Regions from separate parts of the Homo sapiens genome. Here region 1 is linked to region 2. A link is an interaction called in ENCODE POLR2A ChIA-PET data of the cell type or tissue named here. Cell type or tissue: K562. All regions are shown on one strand.

Evidence for each region. ChIA-PET counts read pairs that join two places held together with the same protein. Peaks named below come from ENCODE experiments on the same cell type or tissue, not always from the same donor. Only the 100,000 strongest peaks of a DNase experiment are listed, where the experiment ranks them.
Region 1: POLR2A ChIA-PET joins it to region 2 with 6 read pairs; 3 of 35 experiments call an interaction of 5 or more read pairs at or near these places.

What each region holds. Positions count from the first base shown.
Region 1 is chr16:58,312,031-58,314,530 of GRCh38, forward strand. No RefSeq gene overlaps it. Among named protein-coding and RNA genes, the nearest start is that of PRSS54, 18 kb to the left of the region's middle. In K562, no CTCF peak of the experiment used is centred here; no DNase peak of the experiment used is centred here.
Region 2 is chr16:58,491,811-58,494,310 of GRCh38, forward strand. It overlaps a transcript of NDRG4 not described here. Among named protein-coding and RNA genes, the nearest start is that of NDRG4, 7.1 kb to the right of the region's middle. RefSeq lists a silencer at 915-1,209. In K562, no CTCF peak of the experiment used is centred here; a DNase peak (open chromatin) is centred at 1,099; H3K27me3 peaks cover 2,455 bases.

The sequences.
Region 1 (2,500 bases), 180 kb before region 2:
AAGAAACTCAAAAGACTAGTTCTAGAAGGGTGAAAATCTTTAGATGGCCATTAAGAAATGAAATAAATAAAATGAAAATTGATGGAGGTTAAAACAAAGGTCTTTATAACACTTACCAAAGCTTGGGTGGACCAAAGGGAGCCACTACTGGTCTCCCAATGTTACTGGAAAGGGGTCCGGATCCAGACCCCAAGAGGGCATTCTTGGATCCCATGCAAGAAAGAATTCAAGGTGAGTCCATAGTGTAAAGTGAAAGCAAGTTTATTGAGAAAGTAAAGGAATAAAGAATGGCTATGCCATAGTCAGAGCAGACCCGAGGGCTGTTGGTTGCCCATTTTTATGGTTATTTCTTGATGATATGCTATACAAGGGGTGGATTATTCATGCTTCCCCTTTTTAGACCACATAGGGTAACTTCCTGATGTTGCCATGGCATCTGTAAGCTGTCATGGCGCTGGTGGGAGTGTAGCAGTGAAGATGACCAGAGGTCACTCTCGTCACCATCTTGGTTTTGGTGGGTTTTAGCCGGCTTCTTTAAAGCAACCTGTTTTATCAGCAGGGTCTTTATGACCTGTATCTTGTGCTGACCTCCTGTCTCATCCTGTGACTAAGAATGCCTTAATCTCCTACGAATGCAGCCCAGCAGGTCTCAGCCTCATTTTACCCAGCCCCTATTAAAGATGGAGTAGCTCTGGTTCAAACGCCTGTGACACCAACATTCAAGGGCCCCACACTAGTTTTCTGCATGTTCCCCAGATTGGGGAGATTTGAGAAAAATCAAGAGGCAAAGGTTATAATGAGAAAGCTGACATTGCCTGGAGCAATACTGACACAAATTAAGATAAAAAATTGACAAAAGAGTCTGAGTCCGTTGGCTCAACTCCCTGCTGGGAACCCAAGTCCTTTTTCACCAGAAAAGGTAAAATAATTTGGGGGTGGAGAAGAAAAGTCCCTGGTACCAGAACATAAGAATGTGAAGATTTACAGGATTATGAAATTTGAGATGTTTAAACAGGCTTTATGTAATATAGTTGCAACTCCCTTATCTAAATGTCTTATGAAAATGGGTATCGTATCTGACTGGGGGATGTTTCTCCTACCTAGTACTATAAAACTGAAGGCATGTAAATCTACCTGTATTAGTCTGTTTTTACACTACTAATAATGACATACATAAGACTGGGTAATTTATAAAGGAAAGAGGTTTAATGGACTCACAGTTCCACATGGCTCAGGAGGACTCACAATCATGGCGGAAGGTGAAGGAGGAGCAAAATCATGTCTTACATGGCAGCAGGCAAAGAGAGCGTGTGCAAGGGAACTCCACTTTATAAAACCATCAGATCTCATGAGACTTATTCACTATCAGGAGAACAGCACAGGAAAGACCCACCCCTGTGATTCAATTACCTCCCATGATATCCCTCCCACGACACGTAGGAATTATGGGGGCTACAATTCAAGATGAGATTTGGGTGGGGACACAGCCAAACCATATCACTGCCCTTGGAGAAATGTTCATTGGACGTGCTAAATGGGAACTAGTAAGATTGCCTGAGCCCACAGAATATTGGGTAAAAGCTGGAGTACTGGTTGGGACAAATCCTCCACTGGTGGCTCTTTGTGGAGTGTTCACTGGGGCTTATGGCAAAAGCTGTGAGCACCTCCCAATGACAACTACTGAGACTCGAGTAGAGAATTTCCACTTGAGGTACATTTACTGCCTTGATATGGGATGTTAACTGAAACTTCCCGTATGCTAATGGAAATAATGGTGCCCAAAATAATTCCATGATAAAAAAATGGTTTATATAGCATCTTGCTACCTGGGGATGCAAAGTGGAGGTATTCATGAGCAGGGAGCCTCTTTTTCCCCTAGGACTGATCTAACCATGTAAGCAGCTGGTAGATTTTACAGTGCCTGATAAACAGCTCTCATCTGACAAGAGCTGCTTGACTTGTGAATGGCAGTTCCAAGGTGAACAAACAACATCTTGTTTGGAAGCCTGCTGCTCTGGTTAAAGACGAGTCAAGGAAATCTTTTTCTTTTGAGTTATTTATAGTTTAGAGCAATTGGGTAAAGAATATTTTTGTGAGCAAATTTACCTTTCTCTCTACCTGAGTTCTCCAAAATTTGGAAACTGTTCATGAGTATTCTGATTTTATATCAATATCGTTATTTGCATAAGTTTAGTAAGAGTCTTTTTCCTTTTAAAACAAAACAATTGGAGACATTGGTTATTCTACCAGCGCTTTGCCTAGAATAACATATTTTTAGTTAAAGTTCCAGCAAAGCCAACCTTAAAAGAGCCTATATGGCCAATCAATCATTGCTGCATTTTATGTAAATAATCAGGCCAAGTATAATAAGCCTACAACTTATTTTGCACAAAATTGGTCTTACTATAGTTTCTCTTTAGTAGAAAAGGAGGGCTAGAGAAAGATAAATTGTTTCAAAGAAAAATTATAACACCTGATACTAGATTCCAGCCCTGACATT
Region 2 (2,500 bases):
GGCACCCAGGCTAGAGTGCAAGGGGTGTGACCATAACAGCCTCCTCCTTCAGGGAGGTTAGAGAGGGCTCAAGTGATCCTCCTACTTCAGCCTCCTGAGTAGCTGGGACTACAGGCATGCACCACCATGCCTGTCTCATTTTTCTATTTTGTAGAGACATGGGATCTTTCTATGTTGCCCAGGCTGGTCTCGAACTCCTGGCCTCAGGCATTTCTCCCACCTCAGCCTCCCAAGTAGCTGGGATTACAATCGTGAGCCACTTCACCTGGCACCCTGTTCACTTTTTAAATGTTCTGCCATTTGCCAGGTGCAAATTCTTTCAGTCCAGTGGGAAGTGAGGATTTCCACACATCTACTCACAGCCTGCCCGCCCACTGCTGGAGCCTGGCTTTTGCCTTTGGAGACTCCAGTGCCTGGCCTGTCTGGGTTCCTCTGCTCCTATGTCCCCATCCTGCCTCCCACACACCACTCCTCTGCCTCCCTCAGCTGGGCCCGCACTGCCACCTGTTCTCCTCCTCGTGCTCACCCTGTTCCCACGGGACTTCAGGGGCCTCTGCATGGGCTTCTATTCTTCCTGCATTTTCTTGGCTTTTGAGTCCTTCCCCTCCCACACCCTTCATCTCCTGGGGCCCCCAGACCCAGAGAGCATACAGCACACCCTGCCATTATCTGCTCCACCGTGTGTGTGTGTGTGTGTGTGTGTGTGTGTGTGTGTGTGTGTGTGTGTGTGTGTGTGTGTGTGAGAGACAGACAGACAGTCTCGCCCTGTCACCCAGTCTGGAGTGTAGTGCCACAATCTTAGCTCACTGCAGCCTGGACCTCCTGGGCTCAAGTGATCCTCTTGCCTCGGCCTTCCAAAGTGCAGGAATTGCAGGTGTGAGTGACCACGCCCGGCCTTCTTTTTTGTTAGCTTTTGCTTGTAACAAAACTGCCGCCTCTGTCCTTCTCTGAGATAATTGCCCTCTTAAGGTCCCGAGTATAGACATCTCCCCTTCCTTCTCCTCAGCCCGCTTGTGCAAGGTCTTTGAGTGAGAGATTCATGATCAGCCCCAGGCCCTTGTCCTCCCCCTCCAGCCCCATCCTTTCCCTCCTCTCCTTCCCTCCTCCCTGCAGAGCCACCACAGGCCTGGAACGAATCTGCAGAAGAAGCCCAAGTGGGTGTGGCCATTCTCTATGTGACAGTCGCAGGCAGCCCAAAGCCTGGCTTTCCCCTTTGGGCATGGGAACCCCTAGTGCCCTCTGATTTTTCTCCACCACCTGGCCTGCTGGAATGCAGGTGGCTGAACTCTTCCTTATTTTGGGAAAAATGGCAGAAATACTGGTTTCATTCTTCTGCTTTCCACTCCTGTGATTTGGGGTCATTTTCCTCCTTGTACTTACCTAGCTGACTGCTTCCCTCATCCTCCTGTGGCACCCTATTTCTCATGTGACTGTCTCAGTCATCCGTGGTTTGTTTTTGTTTGTTTGTTTGTTTTTGAGACAGAGTCTCACTCTATCACGCAAGCTGGAGTGCAGTAGTGCAGTCTCAGCTCACTGCAACCTCTGCCTCCCAGGTTCAAGTGATTCTCCTGCCTCAGCCTCCCTAGCAGCTGGGATTACAGGCATGTGCCACCACACCCAGCTAATTTTTGTATTTTTAGTAGAGACACGGTTTTGACACGTTGGCCAGGCTGGTCTCGAACTCCTGGCCTCAGGTGATCTGCCCGCCTCAGCTTCCCAAAGTGCTGGGATTACAGGCATGAGCCACCATGCCTGGCCAATCCATGTATTTATTCCTTAGGAGGATCTGTAGCAGGCACAGTCCAGTGCTGGGATACAAAGGGCAGAACGATGGGCAACACTGAGCTTCTCCTCTAATCCTCACAACACTGAGGCTCGGAGGCTGAGTGAGCTGCCCGGGAGTTCACAGCCTCGCAGAGCGGGGCAGAGAGGTTTCTAGGCAGACGCAGGGGAAGGCAAGGCAGAACCTGTGAGTTCTCCTTTACCTGGACGTGTGCTGGTCCCTGATTAGTTTCCCTCACCAGGCCTGAAAGTGGCCCGAGTCTGAGCTGGCCAGCTGTCTTGTTGTACAGATGGGGAGACGGGGACCCAGAGTGGGTGAGTCGCACAGCCAGAGCCAGGCCCCCGCAGAGTGTCTGTGGGCCCCTCGGCCTCAGGGAGAGCCTGGCAACTCAGACGCGGGGTTCCAGCCCCCGCTCCTCCCCAGCCATCTGTGCAGCCTCGTAACCTGTGGGTGCATTTTGAGCCTCTCTCCCCTCATCGGTGAAGCCTGATTGTTCATCCAGATCTGTTTGTGTCTGGGGAGCCCCTTCCATGCCAGCATCATACTGAGAGCACAGCTAGATGTGGTCCCGCCCTCGTGGTGCCCGCGGTCCGGTGGGTAGAACACGCACTAGCCAGACTCAAACGGTTCACTGTGAAGTAAGCTCCAGTGATCTGAGGCACAAAGCGACCAGGTCTGGAGAGGTGGGAGCAGCTGCCACTGTAACTTTGTGTGGAT